Linked DNA regions of Homo sapiens: region 2 is linked to region 1. The links are chromatin loops, found by intact Hi-C in ENCODE. Cell type or tissue: K562. All regions are shown on one strand. Each heading gives the region's core, and the rest is flanking DNA. Links, peaks and the distances in the headings are about the cores only. Region 1 holds the start of LOC105369757 (a long non-coding RNA gene). Region 2 overlaps SPMIP11 (sperm microtubule inner protein 11).

Evidence for each region. Peaks named below come from ENCODE experiments on the same cell type or tissue, not always from the same donor. Only the 100,000 strongest peaks of a DNase experiment are listed, where the experiment ranks them.
Region 2: it touches region 1 in a loop (3-fold over the local background); 2 of 110 quality-filtered maps call a loop at or near these places.

Annotation. Positions count from the first base shown.
Region 1 is chr12:48,983,494-48,992,843 of GRCh38, forward strand. LOC105369757 (a long non-coding RNA gene) reads right to left here and starts at 3,581. Exons shown (of 3, transcript XR_944929.3): 1 at 3,391-3,581; 2 at 1,677-1,803. It overlaps LOC105369756 (a long non-coding RNA gene), which reads left to right and starts at 4,288. Exons shown (of 3, transcript XR_944926.1): 1 at 4,288-4,369; 2 at 4,538-4,743; 3 at 4,941-5,250. RefSeq lists enhancers at 1,546-2,068, 4,501-4,550. In K562, for the core only: a CTCF peak has its summit at 4,768 (motif pointing left); a DNase peak (open chromatin) is centred at 4,788; H3K27me3 peaks cover 4,050 bases.
Region 2 is chr12:48,749,718-48,759,067 of GRCh38, forward strand. The region is part of intron 1 of SPMIP11 (sperm microtubule inner protein 11); the gene reads left to right. Among named protein-coding and RNA genes, the nearest start is that of MIR4701, 18 kb to the right of the region's middle. In K562, for the core only: CTCF peaks have their summits at 3,923 (motif pointing right) and 8,694 (motif pointing left); DNase peaks (open chromatin) are centred at 3,897 and 8,675.

The DNA of each region.
Region 1 (9,350 bases), core at 787-8,786:
GTGCTGGACCGAGAAGCTCAGAGATGCTGGTGGGAGAGAAGGGAGCAGGTAGGCTAGAATCCAAATGCAGGCTAGGCTTAAACCGATGTAACCAAAGGAAACCCTAATGTGGTCCATAACCAAACTACTAAGCTAGCCATTCCCATAAAGAACCAGAATGAGGATTTTGTTACTAACACCACCAGTGTGATACCTCTGTGTGCACATTCACCAGAGTCAGTGGGAGTTCTAATCCTACCCACGGCCCTAAACCTATCTCTAACTCTAACCCTCTTCCTGTTCCTAGGTCTAGGTTGAACCTTAGCCTTAACCCTAACTTCAGACAAACACTAACCCCTTCTAAGCTCTAATGTCTGTCCCTAATCCTAACCCCTCCCCACAGGGGAGGATCAGAAGGGCAAGGGGAGCTGTGAAACACCCAACCTATCCCCTAAGAGCAACAACTGCTCCCAGCCAGCTTGAGAATTTCCCCTTCTCCCCTATTCCCTCCTCTCCTGTTCAGGCCTCTTCTGCTGTTGGTGCCTCCCACCACCTTTGGGATATGTGTAGGGGTAGGGGAATGGAGCCAGGAACTGCTCAGTCCTGCAACGACATCCCTTTCCCTTCCTTTCCACCTGCCAAGCTAGCACCATCTCAGTTCTGATTCCTCACCCTAGGGGAAGAAATAAAAACCTATTGATCCTGGGGAAGAGGCACCTGAAAAGCTTTGGGTTTCCATAAAGAGCACCCTGCAGAGAATGCCCAGTCTATAAGCCAAAGGGCTATTAGATCCCTCAACTCCCCAAATAAGAAGTTAATAGGCTGCCAGAGGTGGGAGGGGGGGCTTGGGCCCCTGCTGGACAGTGCCCAGAGTTGAGATGAAGCAGCAGGGTAGAGTCAAAGCATTGGCAGCTGTCTCCAACTACTTTTGCCTAAATTCAAACTCTAAGAATTGGAGTCAGTATCAGCTTTCAGGCTTGGAAGCTGGGGCACTCTGAACCAGGTTGACAAACAGGAGCTGGAGGAAGAGCAAGGGAAAGTGGTGAATTCTTTTCTGCCCCTACCCAGACTTTCAGCAAATCTCGTACTTTCTCAGACTCAGTTGCCTTGCCTATCAAACAGGGATGGTTATTGTTACTTAACCTTTCAGGGAGGTGATGAGGTTCAGATGAGATGATGTACATGAAAGCCTGGGTCATTTGAATACTCACTGACACCTCTTCTATACCAGGCATCTGCCAAATGTTGGCAATACAATGATTTATAAACCATAGTGCCTGCTTGGAGGAGGTTGACAGTCTGGCCAGGGGATCAAGCACATCCTCAGATATTGTTAGCATATGGAGGGAGTGCAATGAAGGCTCAATGAAGTGTAAAGCCTTCTGCACATAAATGAAGTTTAAGGGCAGACTCCCATACTCAAGCCCTCGGCATGGAGGCTCTTCTCTTCCAAGGGCTGGAATTTCAAAGGTGATGGTGCTGGGAAGTGCAGAATTAGGCTGGGCCCTCAATGGGCACTAATAAAACACAAACACACATACACACACACACAAACAAGTAAAAGGGCAGAGGGATCTGCAAAGCACTACATAAAAGCTAATCATTTTGTTATTGTGATCATCTATGCTATCCTCACACAGGGCTGGAGCGGGTACATCCTGAGGAGAAGAACAATTATGCATAGAAAGAAGACTCACAAAGGTCTCAGGAGCCACAGTAGGCTCAGGGTGGTGGCCATAGGATGGTGTCATCAGGACTGTGCTTGATGCGCCACCTCTCACCACCTCTGATCTTCAGGTGCCAGGGCGCTGGATACACGTTGGCCTGAGCAAGTGAGGGAAAGACTAGTCCTGAAATATCCTGGGGGGAGTGGAAAAGCTGAGAAGAAAGGCAGGCTGTGCACAGTCCCCAGGGGGTCAGCAAGCCAGCACCACACACACTCTGCCACACGCACCCTGGAAAAACCCTGTCAGTGGGGCTGCAAATACCCTAGGGTCCAGCCTCCCCCAAAGCCTCCCCCCTCGCCCCAGGCTGGCTCAGTCCTCCTCTCCAGCGCAGAGGGAGAAAAATAACAAAACGAGGAGAAAATAAGCTGTTTGGCTGTGGTGTGAGCAGGAATATCCATGCAGGGCTGCCCACCACTCACCCTTACTCACTCTTTCCACACCCAGCCGGGGCGCCCAGCATGAGACAGACCACCCCCCTGCCCCCTCCCCCGTCTGGTCTAAAAGCAGACGCTGGTGAGCGAGCAGCAGGTTATAAATATGCCCAGGGAACTGCCGCCAACTCGCTCCCTTGTCATCCCCTGGGAGGGGCAGGGTGGGGTGGCTCCCAGGGAGGAGCCAGGGCTGCCCTGTTCCCTGAGGCCCAGGAGGAAGTGGGGCTTCCTAGAGGCTACCATATTTTCCCCCCTTTTCAAGGTGAAGGAACCACTGCCACTCCATTTTCCCTGAACATTTGCTCATCTCTTCAGATATGTGGTCCCTACCCTCCCTGGGCCCTGGCTGGAGGCTCGGAATGAAAGGGCCCAAAGTACTCTGTGTCATGGCACAGCCCGCTGCTACTTCTCTTCTTCACATGCATTTGCTCTCAGCAAAACAGAAGTTCATTCATTCATTCAACAAGCATTAACTGAAAGCCAGCTGAATGCCAGACCCTGTGCACAGGCCCACCTGTGTGCACAGTGTCTGCACACACAGGTGCAAGCACACACAGCTGCCCCTACTCCATGTGCTCACATCACCTCCAGCCCCCACTAAGGACTTCCTGGCTTCAACCTGCCAGCCTCATCAGGAAAGCAAAGCTTCAAGCTCCTGGTTGTGCCTCAGAGTAGGTTAGGGGGCATGGGGTAGGGGGTGGCTGAGAACAGGACCCCAAACACTTCTGCTTCCACTACTTCCCCTGTAAATGAGGGGGTCCTTTCTCTCCTTCCTGCCCAATCATCCTCCCTAAGTAGGTGCCATGTGACGAAGAAAGAGCCATTCTTGGGATGCTGAGGGTACCTGTCCAGGCCACCAGAGCCTCCCACCTCCCAGCAACTTGCCAACTAGGTGCCAAGCTGGGGCAAGAGGGGGCACTTCCACCCTGTGAAGCTCCCAGCTCTCCTCCCCCAGGGCTGAACCCCTCCCTTTTCCCTCCTCCCTATTAATCCTCGGAAGTTAAGGGGCCGTCCCTGGCGGCCCCTCAGCCCTATCGTGGCCCCTCACCCTCCTCGGCTGGCGTCTAATTAACTCCTCCTGCCCCTGGTTTTGTATGCCCCCCTTACCCCACCTTGTCGGCCCCGCCCCTCTGCTCGGCCAGCTCCCCCCCACGGACATTCCAGCCAGGCCGGGCCAGTGTGCCAGGGCAACCAGGGCCGGACCGAGGCCTAATCCTCCCGCCGCCTGGCCCGGCTGGGGGAGCCCCACTCACCTCCCCACTCTCTGGGGGCTGCCCGGCTCTGCTGTGGCGGAGACACACAATCGGGACAAAGGCACAGCCCCCAGGGGGCTAACTCAGCCTTCACGCCCAGGTTGTGCGGCATTTGGGGAGTTTAATGAATTGTCCATCACGCCTTTCAGGGCCCGCCCGTCAGCCTGGATTAATCTTCGGAGCCCTGGTGGGGTAGGAGACACTAAGCCTGTATTTATTACTCTCCCATTGTCACTAATTGAGGTAATTATCTGTGACTCTGGCCTGGCCAACAATGAGGCATTCACTCCTGGGACCTCGATGGGCCTGGCTCCCACTCTCAGCACCAGCCCTCCCTCCCCTCCTCTTCCAAACCCGCCAAGGACTACGATGGGCCCTGGAGCATGTTGGGAAAGTGGACAGCGTCCCACAATGCCTCACCTCCCCACCGGCGTCTCCCATAGCCATCACTACAGAGCTGTCTCCTGGTCCCCCCAGAGAAGGTGAGAAAAGAAGGCAGCCTCTGCCAGGGGATGGATTTGGCTGGCAGAGCCCTCAGGCCAGAGAGGGACCTGTTTCTGAGGACTTTGGTTTTCTGGACTCTCCAACTCCTCATCTCCAGATGCATGACACCAGGGTCTCACAAGGTGCTTTTGCAGATCCATCCTCATGTCCCTATAGCCTCTAGGGTGTTAAGAGGCTCTAGCCTGTACCAGGCCTACTCTGGGGAGGTCCCTAAACCTACCAGTGCTGGCAGAGTGGCTGTGGATGTGATGGGAGATGTTAAGAGAGACAGCAGGAAAGGTTCTGTCAGGGGAAGAGCAAAAGGAGCCAAGTCAAGAAGGAGCAGTCAAGAGTCACAGCATTCCCGGGGGTCACACTAATGTGGCCATGCAGCAACTTCAGGGAGAAACTTGGATTTGGAGGGGCAAGAGTTCCAAAGAGCGGATTTCACGTGGAGACAGCTTTCTGGGTCAAGGTGGTTGGCCCTGGGGAGCAGGTATGTGTGTACAAGAAAGACAGAGAGAGAGAGAGAGAGAGAGAGAGATAAGAAAGGAAGATTTAGGCAGAACTAGATTGTGAACTCCTTGAGGGCAAGAACTATGTCTTTGTGTCTTGGTCACTGTTGCTTTTATGAGAGCTTAACATTGTACCTTGCACGTAATAGGCACCGTCAAGTGAATGGATGAATACAGATGAAGCCGGCACTTGCTTTAAAACTGGGATCTGTGAGCTATTCTCTTCCACAGCTGCACTCAGGCTCCTCATTCTCTCAGGACTTGCTGGAAGGAGATGTCTAGACCATCCCTGGACGGTCAGCGGTGGGCACTTCACCAGCTGTTGACACGACAGACCCTGGCCGAACTCAGAGCGGTAGTGGGGATAGCGCCACCTTGTGGTGACTCTTGGGAGAGCTCCTGGAGAGACGCTAGCCAAGAAGGCAGGGTCATCTCTCAGGAGCAGGGTATCACCCCGGGCTGCAGCCATCCTTCTTCCTGTATGTCTGAACTGCATTGTTATGCCAGCGGTCCTGTGGCACAGTTTTATCATTTGTTCCTTCTTTATTCCAGCATTTTCTGAGAGCCTGCTCCACGCCAAACTTGTCGGGTATACAGAGCTAAATCAGCTAAATCACCTCCAGCAGCTCATGGTCCAGCAGGGGATTCCACAAGGTAACAAGACCAACGAGGTTACGATCAAGCCGCAGGAAAAAAAATTATCCAGGTGTTGAGGAGGCACTAGAACATTCCCAGCTCAAAAACTCCATCATTCACCTCTCCCTCAATTCCTCTCACCGAAGTGCAAATGGTTTATCTTCATTACCAAGAAACAGTCTGGGCATGGTGGCTCACAGCTGTAATCTCAGCACTTTGGGAGGCCGAGGCGGGCGGATCACTTGAGATCAGGAGTTCGAGACCAGCCTGGCCAACATGGTGAAACCCGTCTCTACTAAAAATACAAATAAAAAATTAGCCAAGAGTTATGGCGCCCACCTGTAATCCCAGCTACTCTGGAGGCTGAGGCAGGAGAATCGCTTGAACCCAGGAACTGGAGCAGAGATCACACCACTGCACTCTAGTCTGGGTGACAGAGTGAGACTCCATATCAAAAAAAAAAAAAAAAAAAAACCCAAAAAGCAAAAAAGACAAGAAATACTTCAAGTTCTGGCTCCCACACATCTTTCCAGGACTCACTCTTCTGCCCCACTGCATTCCCTAATGCCTCTGCTCCCTGTGAAAGCCACGTGTTTTCCTACCTCTCTGCATTTTCCCACCTCTCTGCATTTTCCCACATCCTAGAATGTCCCCCTTCCCTGTATCCCACTGTTGGAACCCATCTCAGATGTTCCTTCCTCCATGAAGACTCTTCTGATTTCCCTTGGTAGAGTGGTCTTGCCTGTTCTAGCTCCTGAAGCACCATGTAGGTAGGTGCTTTCATTAGCAGCACATACTGGGTGTCCCATTGGTGGTTGTCTGTGTATATTACTCATCCTCCTACTAGGCTAGCCCTTGCAGCACTGACCTGGGCATATCATATGCCTTTGTTAAATGGTGAATAGACGGATACATGAATAAATGGATGCACGGACAGAGGAATAAATCGATGGAAGTATAAATGGGGCCAGGCGCGGTGGCTCATGCCTGTAATCCCAGCACTTTGGGAGGCCAAGGCAGGCGGATCTCCTGAGGTCAGGAGTTTGAGACCAGCCTGGCCAACATGGTGAAACCCTGTCTCTACTAAAAATACAAAAATTAGCCAGGCATGTTGGTGGGCGCCTGTAATCCCAGCTACTCAAGAGGCTGAGGCATGAGAATCGCTAGAACCCTGGAGGCGGAGGCTGCAGTGAGCAGAGATCTCACTAATGCACTCCAGCCTGAGTGACAGAGTGAGACTCTGTCTTAAAGAAGAAAAAAAGTATAAATGGCCAGATAGATGACAAATAGGTTGGTGGATGGGTGGATAAGTGGATGTGGAATGTATAGATGGATGGGTGGGTGGATGGATGAATAGATGGATGAATGGAAAATCTATCCATAAAAGGACTCACAAAAGGCTATGTAGGCTGAGTGCAGTGGCTTATACCCGTAATCCCAACATTTGGGGAGGCCAGGATGGGAGAATCGTTTGAGCCCAGGAGTTTGAGATCAGCCTGGGCAACATAGGGAGACCCCGTCTCCACCAAAAAAAAAAAAAAAAAAAAATTAGCCCGGCATGGTGACACGTGCCTGTGGTTCCTACTATTCAGGAGGCTGAGGTGGAAGGATCACTTTTGCTGGGGAGGCTGAGGCTGCAGTAAGTTGTAATCGTGCCACTGCACTCCAGCCTGGGTGACATAGCAAGACCCTGTCTCAGAAAAAGAAAAAAGAAAAAAAATGGCCAGATGTGGTGGCCCATGCCTGTAATCCCAGCACTTTGGAAGGGTGAGGCAGGCAGATAGCTTGAGGTCAGGAGTTCGAGACCACCCTGGCCAACATGGTGAAACCCTGTCTCTACTAAAAATACAAAAATTAGCTGGGCGTGGTGGTGCGCGGCTGTAATCCCATCCACTTGGGAGGCTGAGGCAGAAGAATTGTTTGAACCCGGGAGGTGGAGGTTGCAGTGAGCTGAGATCGCACCACTGCACTCCAGCCTGGGTGGCAGGAAAGAAAAGAAAATTTTAAAAAAGCCCAGGTAGCACCAGAGGCTTCAAGGGAGGGAGCACACCCCATGCTAGGATATGCAGAGGCAGAGGCAGTATCCAGGCCAAACTTTCCTTCACTAACATCTGCACCCTCAGCAACTTGTCTCCCAGAGGCCTAGATACATTCCACTCCCCATAAGAAGTCATGGTCTGGGAGCTGCTCCTCTTTTCATCCTCCCTGGTCCCTCAGGAATGCTTTCATTAACATATATTATGCCATCTTCCTGCACTGCAATGACTGTGGGTTTCCTCTTCCACATCTCTTTCCCTATATCATACACACCCTAGCTTGAGAGCTCCCTGAAGGGAGGAAGCATGCCTGAGTCTCTTTTGTGTCCCTAGCACCTGGCATATATGTTTAATGAGTGAGTAAACAAATGAACAACTGAGTGAGTGCTGCCTCTTCCCCATAGACACATTTTATACACTTCCTGCGTCCTCTTGTTCAGTTATCTCTCCTGGCCCTCTCCTCCTTACACACATCACACTCACACTCCTGACCTTGACACTCTGAAATTCCAGAGTTATATGCTGGGGCTCGGTTTCCTTACCTATTTGTGGCTGATCTAGGGAAGTCCCAGCCCTCCCCTGAGAGTCTGAAAGAGACGGCTCTTGACTCCTCTAAAGCCATATTAACTGGGTCCCATGGAGGGCAGAAAGGGGCTTCCCTAGGAAGAAGCTCTCTATTGGGAGGGTAGCAGGATCCTGCACTAACCTGAGGTCTGCTGCCCCAAATTGACCACATCCTCCTGTGTCTGCTGTCCCTACTCCTGACCAGTGAGGCTGTCCCAAGGTAGGGGGTGGTTGTGGCCTCTGTCTCAAGGCTGGCTGGCAGACACAGCCAGATTTAGAAGTCATTTTCGCAGCAGGGAGCCTCCAGTGTGCCACCCACAGAGCCCTGGAAGGTCAGTCTGAGATATGGCTCACCAGGGGCTGGCCCCTAGACCTGGAGTCACTCCTCCCCTTCTTGTCTCTCTCCTTTTTTTGCCCAGAATTTTGGCAGCTGGTGCTGACTCTATCCTTAGGCAAAGATGGAGTAAGTTCTGGGGGAAGGGGTGTGCTGCACTGACACTCTAACCGCCCAAGCACTGCCAGGGCACCATTCACCCAGGCACTATTCACCCAGGCACCATTCACCCATTAAAAGGGCTGTCCATACCCACCCCAGGTTTCCCCCCTCCTCTCTACTGACATCTGCTGCCTGGTTCTCCTCCTCCCCTACTTTTTTTTTTTTTTTTTTTTTTTGAGACAGTGTCTTGCTCTGTGGCCCAGGCTGGAGTGCAGTGGTACGATCTTGCCTCACTGTAAACTCCGCCTCCCAGAGTCAAGTGATTCTCCTGCCTCAGCCTCCCGAATAGCTGGGATTACAGGCATGCATCACCACACCCAGCTAATTTTTTTTATTTTTAGCAGAGACGAGGTTTCACCATGTTGGTCAGGCTGGTCTCGAACTCCTGACCTCGTGATCCACCCACCTCAGCCTCCCAAAGTGTTGGGATTACAGGAGTGAGCCAGCGCACCCGGCCTTTTTTTTTTTTTTTTTTTTTTTTTTTAAGACGGAGTGTCGCTTTGTCGCCCAGGCTGGAGTGCAGTGGCCTGATCTCGGCTCACTGCAACCTCCTCCTCTCGGGTTCAAGTGATTCTCCTGCCTCAGCCTCCCGAGTAGCTGGGACTACAGGCATGTGCCACCACACCCGGCTAATTTTTGTATTTTTAGTAGAGATGGGGTTTCACCATATTGGCCAGGCTGATCTCGAACTCCTGACATCATAATCCACCGGCCTTGGCCTCCCAAAGTGCTGAGATTACAGGCATGAGCCACCACACCTGGCCGTCCTCCCCTACTTCTAATTCTCTCTGTCCCATCATCCTGTTCTCATACCCCAACACTAATAAAATAGCCCTAGGGAGAAATAATAATCAGAGCTAACACTTAATCACCTACTATGTACCAGGTGTTGTTTTTTCTTTTCTTTTCATTTTTTTTTCTTTTTAATTAAATAAATTTAAAAAAGAGAGAGAGAGAGACAGGGTCTTGCTATGTTGCCCAGGCTGGTCTCTAACTCCTGGGCTCAAGCAATCCTCCCACCTCAACCTCCCAAAATGCTGGTATTACATGGGTGAGCTACTGTGCCTGGCCAATTGTTCTAAGTGTTTTACATATTGAATTATTTACTCCTCCCAACAACTCTAAGAGAAAAGCACATTGTTTGTTTGTTTGTTTATTTATTTATTTATTTATTTATTTATTTATTGAGACAGGGTCTTGCTCTGTTGCCCAGGCTGGAGTACAGTGGTG
Region 2 (9,350 bases), core at 780-8,779, 230 kb before region 1:
GTCTTGCCCTGTTGCCCAGGCTGGAGTGCAGTGGCCCAACCTCAGCTCACTGCAAGCTCTGCCTCCCGGGTTCATGCTATTCTACTGCCTTAGCCTCCTGAGTAGCTGGGACTACAGGCACCCGCCACCATGCCCAGCTAAGTTTTTGTATTTTTAGTAGAGATGGGGTTTCACCGTGTTAGCCAGGATGGTCTCGATCTCCTGACCTCGTGATCCGCCTGCCTCGGCCTCCCAAAGTGCTGGGATTACAGGCGTGAGCCACCACGCCCAGCCTATCTCTGGATCTGCCATTCTCTCTTGAGCCCACACCAACCCAGGCACTTGCCATCACCACACCATTAAAACTGCTTCAGGCTGGGTGCAGTGGCCCAGGCCTGTAATCCCAGTACTTTGGGAGGCCGAGGCAGGAAAATCGCTTGAGTTTAGGAGTTTTAGACCAGCCTGGGCAACAGAGTGAGACCTCATCTCTACTAAAAATCAAAAAAATTGGCTGGGCATAGTGGCACGCACCTTTAGTCCCAGCCATCAGGGAGGCTGAGGAGAGAGGATTACTTGAACCCAGGAGATTGAGGATGCATTGAGCTATAATCACACCACTGCATTCCAATCTGAGCAACAGAATGAGACTCTCTCTCTCTAAAAAACAAAACAAAACAAAACCCTGCTGTATCCATTTACCAATGACTCACATATTGCTAAGTTAAATGGTAAACTCTTAGTTCTCATTTTATTTAACATATGGGCAGAAAAGTGCAACAGAGCTCAGATGGTTCTGAATCCTGCTACTGCTGAGGTTGCTTGAAATATGTGGCTGGCTGGGAAGGGTTTGACCTTATGGACCACCATGGGGAACATGCCTCCTACTTTTCTATTACCTCAGAACTGGTTTGGGAAATTCACAACGTGGGGCAGGGAGATTATGGGTAAAATACAGCATTCTCTTCGTCTCCTAGCAAGTCCACATCTACCTTGCTTACCCTGGTCTTTCTCATCCCAAATTCTATGTCCATTAATTCAGGGAACCCACAGTTCCTGAATCTCCAGTCACCCTTTTCCACAAGCTAAACAATCTTGAAAGACTTTCATTTGTCTCCAGAATGGTTCCCTGGTCCCAGTTTCTTCCTGGTTGATTTCACCTTGTTAATACATTCACTCAAACTGCTTGACACCTTTCTGTCCATCTGGTTTTAGCACTTCAACCATTCTGTGGTTCAAATCAGCCACATTCCTTGCCTGGTCCCTTAGCTAGGCCTTTAACAGCAACTATAAAAATGAACCTATTAATAGTCACACTTTTCATTCTTAACACTGTTACTATCATGATATTTTTAAGTCATTCACAATTTTTCCTTGAAGAACGATAGGTTTTTTTTTCCTCCTAGTGGGTGTGAGTGTATTAACATTCAACTCAAAAGGGCCCACTCAAGCTTTCCTTATTAGAGTCATAATGAAAACTCACAGAGGTGAGTCAACACGTGTAATCAAACATTCTGCCAGTCCCTGCCTCCTTCCTACCTTTTCCTCCTGATAAAGAATCAAAATAGAAAAATCAAAGAGGCAAATGGATGTGGGGAACATACTTTGGTCTATCCTTGACTTCAGAAACTCAGTTTAAGCCAGGTGCAGTGGCTCATACCTGTAATCCCAGCACTTTGGGAGGCTTAGGCAAAAGGATCACTTGAGCCCAGGGGTCTGAGACCAGCCTGGGCAATACAGTGGGACCCTGTCTCTACAAAAAATTAGTCAGGTGTATTGGCGCATGCCTGTAGTCCCAGGTACTTGGGAGGCTGAGGTGGGAGGATCACTTGAGCCCAGGAGGTTGAGACTGCAGTGAGCCATGATTGCACCAGTGCATTCCAGCCTAGTGACAGAGTGAGACTGACTCAAAAACAAAAAGAAACTCAGTTTATCAAGTATCCAAAGATGTTCAAATTCAGGAGGCTAACTCACACTAAGCAAATTCATAGTGCCTCAGTTTCCTCACCTATAAATGGAGACAATAATGTCTGCCTTATTGTAGAGACTTATTGTAGAGACTGCACAATAAGTAGAGACTTATTGTGGAGAGGCCGGGTGCGGTGGCTCACACCTGTAATCCCAGCACTTTGGGAGGCCGAGACAGGCAGATCACCTGCGGTCAGGAGTTCAAGACCAGCCTGGCCAACATGGTGAAACTTCATCCCTACTAAAAATACAAAAATTAGCCACATGTGTTAGCGGGTGCCTGTAATCCCAGCTACTTGGGAGGCCGAGGCATGAGAATCTCTCGAACCTGGGAGGCGGAGGTTGCAGTGAGCTCAGATCATGCCACTGTGCTCCAGCCTGGGCAACAGAGCAAGACTCTGCCTCAAAAAAAAAAAAACAAACAAACAAAAAAAGGTGTATTGTGGACATTAAATAAAATAATGTATGTAACGTACCTAAGACCTAGCACATAAAACTTTACAACAGATGATGGAGGAAAAGTTATAAATCATATGTAAGTTCACTATTTACATATAGAACATATACCTTTCCTGTGGCTAGAATATCTTTGTCCGCTACTCAAGACATACTTGCCAGGATAGGATACCTGGAAAACAATATTTTTAACCATAAGATTCCTTGAGGTACAAAAAACGCTGGCTGGCTTCAAAGGATATTTCATCTAGGCCCTGAAAGAGGCTGGTCAACTCACTACCCACAGAAGAGCACCCCGACCAGTGACCAGAACTCTCATGTCTACCAGTTGGGAGATTCCTGTCCCTCCCAGGCTCACCATTCCTCTTTCTAATACTGGTTGCTCCTGCAGATTCAGCCCAGCTTCCAGGGTTCATTTACCTTCTACTCTGGAGTCTTGAGTGCCCAAGCTTTCCCTTCTGTCCTGCCCAGGGAAGCACAATCCTGTATCAGTCCTTTCCTTTGCTGAATCTCTCTCAACACCAGCTTTGAACCTTGCTCTCCTATTTATTCTTTTTTTTTTTTTTTTTTTTTGACAGAGTTTTGCTCTTGTTGCCCAGGCTGGAGTACAGTGGGGCGATCTCGGCTCACTGCAACCTCCGCCTCCCGGGTTCAAGCGATTCTCCTGCCTCAGCCTCCTGACTAGCTGGGATTACAGGCACATGCGACCACACCCAGCTAATTTTTTGTATTTTAGTAGAGACGGGATTTCATCGTGTTGGCCAGGCTGGTCTCGAACTATCGACCTCAGGTGATCCACCCACCTTGGCCTCCCAAAGTGCAGGGATTACAGGCATAAGCCACTGTGCCAGGCCATCCTATTTATTCTTAGCTTCATACCTGACACTCCTCTTGGTCCAGGAGGGCCCTGTTCTTTATTCTAGACAAATTCCCTCTAATCTGGCCCTTCTTTGAGAAAACTCCTTGCCTTGTTGTATGAAAATCTTGTGTCAGCCTAGCTCTCACCATAACACAAGTCCAGGCACCCAGAACACTGTTCATTGACCGGAGTCACAGAGAAAATCTCTGCGAGATTTGGGTGGTAGGGAAAGATTATGCCTGTTCTTGTCTTGAGACAATTGAGACAAATGACCTCTCCTTGCCAGACTCTCCAGTGACTACCCTCTAGCCACAGACATGCTGACCTTCAAGCTGTGCACATCCAAAGGGCCTCACTCCAGCTTATCCCACTGCTGCCCTTATCATTTCCCTTCCCTGAGGAATTCACTAATGAGTCCTCAGAGTTGCTCTCATTTCCAATTCCAAATGAATTTCTTTAAAGAAAGGCTCAACCTTGAGTTTCTGGTGAAAGCTGAACTCGTCTTACTTACGTTCTCATTTCCTGGATCCTGTTAGAGGACACAAAAGGTAGTCTTCCCAAGCCTGGCTGGAATGTCTTCTGCTCAATCTCCTAGTCTCCTTGCCTCTCTGAGCTGCCTCTTTGGTGAACTACCTGTTAGGAGACAGCTGGAGATCCCATTCTTAGACTCCAGCAGAGGGCACTGTTGTTCTGGCTTTTCTTTACTTTTTTTTTTCTTTTTTTTTTTTTTTTTTTTCTTTTTTTGGAGACAGTCTCACTCTGTCGCCCAGGCTGGAGTGCAGTGGCGCAATATCGGCTCACTGCAACCTCTGCCCCCCCGGGTTCAAGTGATTCTCCTGCCTCAGCCTCCGGAGTAGCTGGGACTACAGGTGTGTGCCACAATGCCCGGCTAATTTTTGTATTTTTAGTAGAGACAGGGTTTTGCCATGTTGGCCAGGCTGGTCTGGAACTCCTGACCTCAAGTGATCCACCCGCCTCAGCCTCCCAAAGTGCTGGGATTACAGGCATGAGCCACTGTCTCCGGCTTTTCAAACAGGAGCATAAGTGGCACAATTCAACCAAGAATGAATTGGCCAGAGCCACTGAGCCCCTCTGCCTTTCCAAACGGATAAACCTTCTGAAGTTAGAGAAATGTACCTTGGGGCAGAGTGTGATGGCTCATGCCTGTAATCCAACCACTGTGTGAGGCCGAGGCAGGAAGATTATTTGAGCCCAGGAGTTCTAGACTAGCTTGGGCAACATAGCAAGACCCTTTCTCTACAAAAAAAAATTTTTTTAATTAGCCAGGCATGGTGGCACATGCCTGTAGTCTCAACTACTCAGGAGGCTGAGGCAGGAGGATCACTTGAGCCCAGGAGTGAGATGAGGTCTCACTCTGTTGCCCAGGCTGGTCTAAAACTCCTAAACTCAAGTGATTCTCCTGCCTTGGCCTCCCAAAGTACTGGGATTACAGGCCTGGGCCACTGCACCCAGCCTGAGGCATTTTTTTTTTTAGACGGAGTCTCGCTCTGTCACCCAGGCTGGAGTGCAGTGGTGTGATCTCGGCTCACTGCAAGCTCCACCTCCCGGGTTCACGCCATTCTCCTGCCTCAGCCTCTCGAGTAGCTGGGACTACAGGTGCCCGCCACCATGCCCGGCTAATTTTTTGTATTTTTAGTAGAGACAGAGTTTCACTGTATTAGCCAGGATGGTCTCGATCTCCTGACCTCGTGATCCACCCGACTAGGCCTCCCAAAGTGCTGGGATTACAGGCGTGAGCCACCGCGCCTGGCCTGTTTTTCGTTTTTTGAGGCAGGGTCTTGCTCTGTCACCCAGGCTGGAGTGCAGTGGCACAATCACAGCCCACTGCAGCTTCAACCTCCTGAACTTCAGCGATCTTCCCACTTCAGCCTCCCGAGTAGCTGGGACCACAGGCTCGTGCCACCATACCTCAGCCTCCCAAAGTGCTGGGATTATAGGCATTAGCCACCATGCCTGGCTGCAAATACCCTAATCTAGAAGGTAGATTTCTGGGAGGCACAAAGGTAGACTCTTTCTAAAAATTCTTCAGCCTGAAAACATTGTGGCCAATCAGCCCCAGTTGCAACAAACAGAGGCAATGGGCAAAGTAGTGAATAACTAAGATTGTGTGACCACCCCCGAGTCACAGGGAAACTTGTAATACTGAGAAATCTGCACCATTAATTTGGAGGGATGGAACATCCACTCAAGTACTTTTATATGACCCTACATGTCCTTCATAGTCTCTTCAAAGCATTAAAGGTGGTTTTATGGCAACCCCCAATTTGTGGCCCAGTTCTAGAAGCTATTTAGGGTATTTCATATCTACTTATCAACAAAGACCATGCAGAGCATGGCGTTAACTGGGTGGATGAAGGACCTCTGTTGTATCACCTACCGACAGAATAATTGATTCATCTACCTTACCACAGTGGAGTTTGGTTATAAAGAGCTCATTGCGTCCCTCTACCCAGAACATGCCCTTTCCCAGTAGCTGTGGCATGATTCTTTCCAAGCCCTTCGCCCTTCACCCCAGGTACCTTCCAAACCTTGGCAGCTTGGGGAAGTTATGGGTTATCAAGAATATCTCCCAGCTTGCCAAAAATGGATGCAAGGTATATGCCAATTGGTGCTTGATTCCATAGGAAGGCATCCAGGTGAGTGACACTGTCCAGCACACCTCCAAGCACACACTGACCATTCATATGGGAAGCCGGGACCATGCTACTTGGACATGTTGAGATAATAGAGAACATCATCTGCCTGTACCCTTGACAATCAGCCTGAGGCCTCGGGAACAGACAGATTTCCTAACTGTCACTTGAGCTCAGACCAATAACTATTCTCAGTCTAGACTGGCCACTAGGAATATGCTTGTTCTTTCTCCTCAGTTTCTTTCTTTTTTTTTTTTTTTTTTTTGAGACAGAGTCTTGCTCTGTTGCCCAGGCTGGAGTGCAGTGGTGTGATCTCAGCTCACTGCAAGCTCGGCCTCCTGGGTTCACGCCATTCTCCTGCCTCAGCCTCCCAAGCAGCTGGGACTACAGGCCCCTGCCACCACACCTGGCTAATTTTTTTTTTTTGTATTTTTAGTAGAGACGGGGTTTCACTGTGTTAGCCAGGATGGTCTCCATCTCCTGACCTCGTGATCCGCCTGCCTCGGCCTCCCAAAGTGCTGGGATTACAGGCATGAGCCACCGTGCCCGGCCTCCTCAGTCTATTTCTATTTGTCCAAGGACATCCTACCACCCCTACCTTGCCCAAATTCAAATACCGGCTCAATAATATTGCTTCCAGGAAATGGCCTCGTTGCTATAACCTGTGATGAAGTACAAATCAGCCCCATGGTTCAGTCCAGGCTTCCAGAACTTTATATGCTAACCAAGGCTTCAGTACTGTTGCTTCTCCAAGTCCTCAACTGTACAGGGAGGGGATTCAAACTGTGCCCCACTCTGGTGGTACCATTATTTCAGATAGAAAATGTTAAAAGAGATTTAATTGGAAGGCAAACGAGAGAGATGAGGGACAGAGATGATGAATGAGTGAGGCCAAGCCAGGAAGAAAAGAAAAAAGCAGGAGCTGGGGAAGAACTCCAGAATAGAAGTGGCATCTCCGCACTCCACCAGAGATTAGTCAGCAATCCTCGGCAATTTCCAAAGAGAATGGTAAACTGATCCAGTTCCTGACAAGCATCCATAATCATGAAAAATAAAAATTTGAGGAATGGGATGACTTCTGCTCCAGGAATACAGAATCGAGGCACTGAAAACGTCAGATGCAGAGATGGATTTTTTTTTCTTTTTTTCTTTTTTTTTTTTTTGAGACAGAGTTTCACTCTTGTCTCCCAGGCTGGAGTGTAGTGGTGTCATCTTGGCTCACTGGAACCTCCACCTCCGGGATTCAAGCGATTCTCTTCCCTCAGCCACCCTGGTAGCTGGGATTACAGGCGTGAACACTACTCCTGGCTAATTTTTGTATTTTTTATAGAGATGGGGTTTCACCATGTTGGCCAGGCTGGTCTCAAACTTCTGACCTCAGGTGATCCATCCTCCTCGGCCTCCCAAAGTGCTGGAATTACAGGCATGAGCCACGGTGCCCAGCCAAGAGCTGGATTTTACTCTGCATTTGAGACTGGCTGGAGGAGATAGGGAAAGGGGCCTAGCGCCTTTTTGGCTTGCGTGACAGAATGGATGGAACAGCCAAGAGACAGAAATCTTGAAGCCACCCTAAACAGCTTTCCTTTTCTCACTCCCTCACCAAGTCTTGCTCTTCTGAAAGACTTAAAAAAAAAATTAAATTTTTTTCAAACTCATCCTCCCTTGCTCAGGAGTCTGAGATGCAAGCCAAATCTAGCCTATTTAAGCAGAATATGAATGTATTAAAAAAAATATTGGCTGGGCGCAGTGCCTCACCCCTGTAATCCTAGCCCTTTGGGAGGCGGAGGCAGGTGGATCATGAGGTCAGGAGTTGGAGACCAGCCTGGCCAATATGGTGAAATCCTGTCTCTACTAAAAATACAAAAATGAGCCAGGCGTGGTGGTGAGCGCCTGTAGTCCCAGCTACTTGGGAGGCTAAGGCAGAAGAATCGCTTGAACCCAGGAGGCAGATGTTGCAGTGAGCCAAGATCACACCACTGCACTGCAGCCTGGGTGACAGAGTGAGACTCTATCTCAAAAAAATAAAAATAAAAATAAAATAAAATAAAATAAAAAATAAATATATATATGTATATATATGGGACCAGGTGCAGTGGCTCACGCCTGTAATCCCAGCACTTTGGGAGGCCGAGGCAGGAGGATCACATGAGGCCAGGAATTCAAGACCAGCCTGGCCAACATGGTGAAACCCCATCTCTACTAAAAATATGAAAATTAGCTGGGCATGGTGGCACACGCTGGTAATCCCAGCTACTTGGCAGGCTGATGCAGGAGAATCGCTTGAACCCGGCAGATAGATGTTGCAGTGAGCCAAGATCATGCCACTGCACTCCAGCCTGGGTGACAGAGCAAGACTCCATCTTAAAAAAAGAAAAACTATATATATGTGGGGCTGGATGCAGTGGCTCATACCTGTAGTCCCGGCACTTCGGGACGCTGAGGAGGGAAGATCGCTTGAGCCCATAAGTTCAAGGCTTCAGTGAGCTACGATTGCACCACTGTACTCCAGCCTGGGTGGCAGAGGGAGACCGTCTTAAAATACATAAATAAATAAAAAGAGAAAAGAAAATAAGAAAATGTTGGGAAGCACGTAAAAGCTGCAGTAGGAATGGAAAACTACACATGGTGGATAGTAACCAGAAGCAATGCTCAGAATCATGCCATAGACCTGGTCTGGCACAGACACTACTACATTCAATGCTGTGGTGGACACTACTGGCCCCAAGGATGCTGGGCCCTGAATACTGCTGCTGGAAACAGGATGCAGCTTCACTGCTGCCACCTCCCGTCACTAGCGGATAACTTTATATGGCCACTGCTTCCTTGCAACCTTCTTTGATTCAAAATCTGAAACGGATGTGTTTGATTGGCCTAGCCAAAATTCTTTGTCCATATCCTTGCTGAAAGAGAGGTTGGATAAGGAAGAACTAGTCTATTCAGCCTCTATTGTGAGATACAGGTTTTGCTTCATAGGGAGTGATTCCCAAACATAATGAATGCTAGGTAGCCACTATAATACACCACCTTACCAGCCCCATCTCCTGTCCTTCTCCTCTTCACCCAGCACTCGAGGCTCCAAATCAAATAGCTCTCTGATGCCTTTCTAATGCTTCTAAACACTTGTCATTCTGCTGTCTGAAATGCTCTTCCTGATTCTACTGTAACCTACCTCCTTCTTTTCCTCCAAGACTTAGCTCAAACATGACTTCCACTATTAGACCATTTGAAGTTCTGCAAATATGCCAATCCCAGGAAAGGAATGTCTACCCAGATAAGGGCCTTTTTCACTTGGACTAACCCTAAGTATGTGTCCAATATCCTGATTCCAGAAGTTGGCCTCTTAAAATCCAGGAGTCAGGGAGAAGCAAGAGAGTGGTAAGGGAGGTCTTGTGATCACTGTGTTCTCTCTCCCTCCCCTCTGTCACAGCCATGGTGAT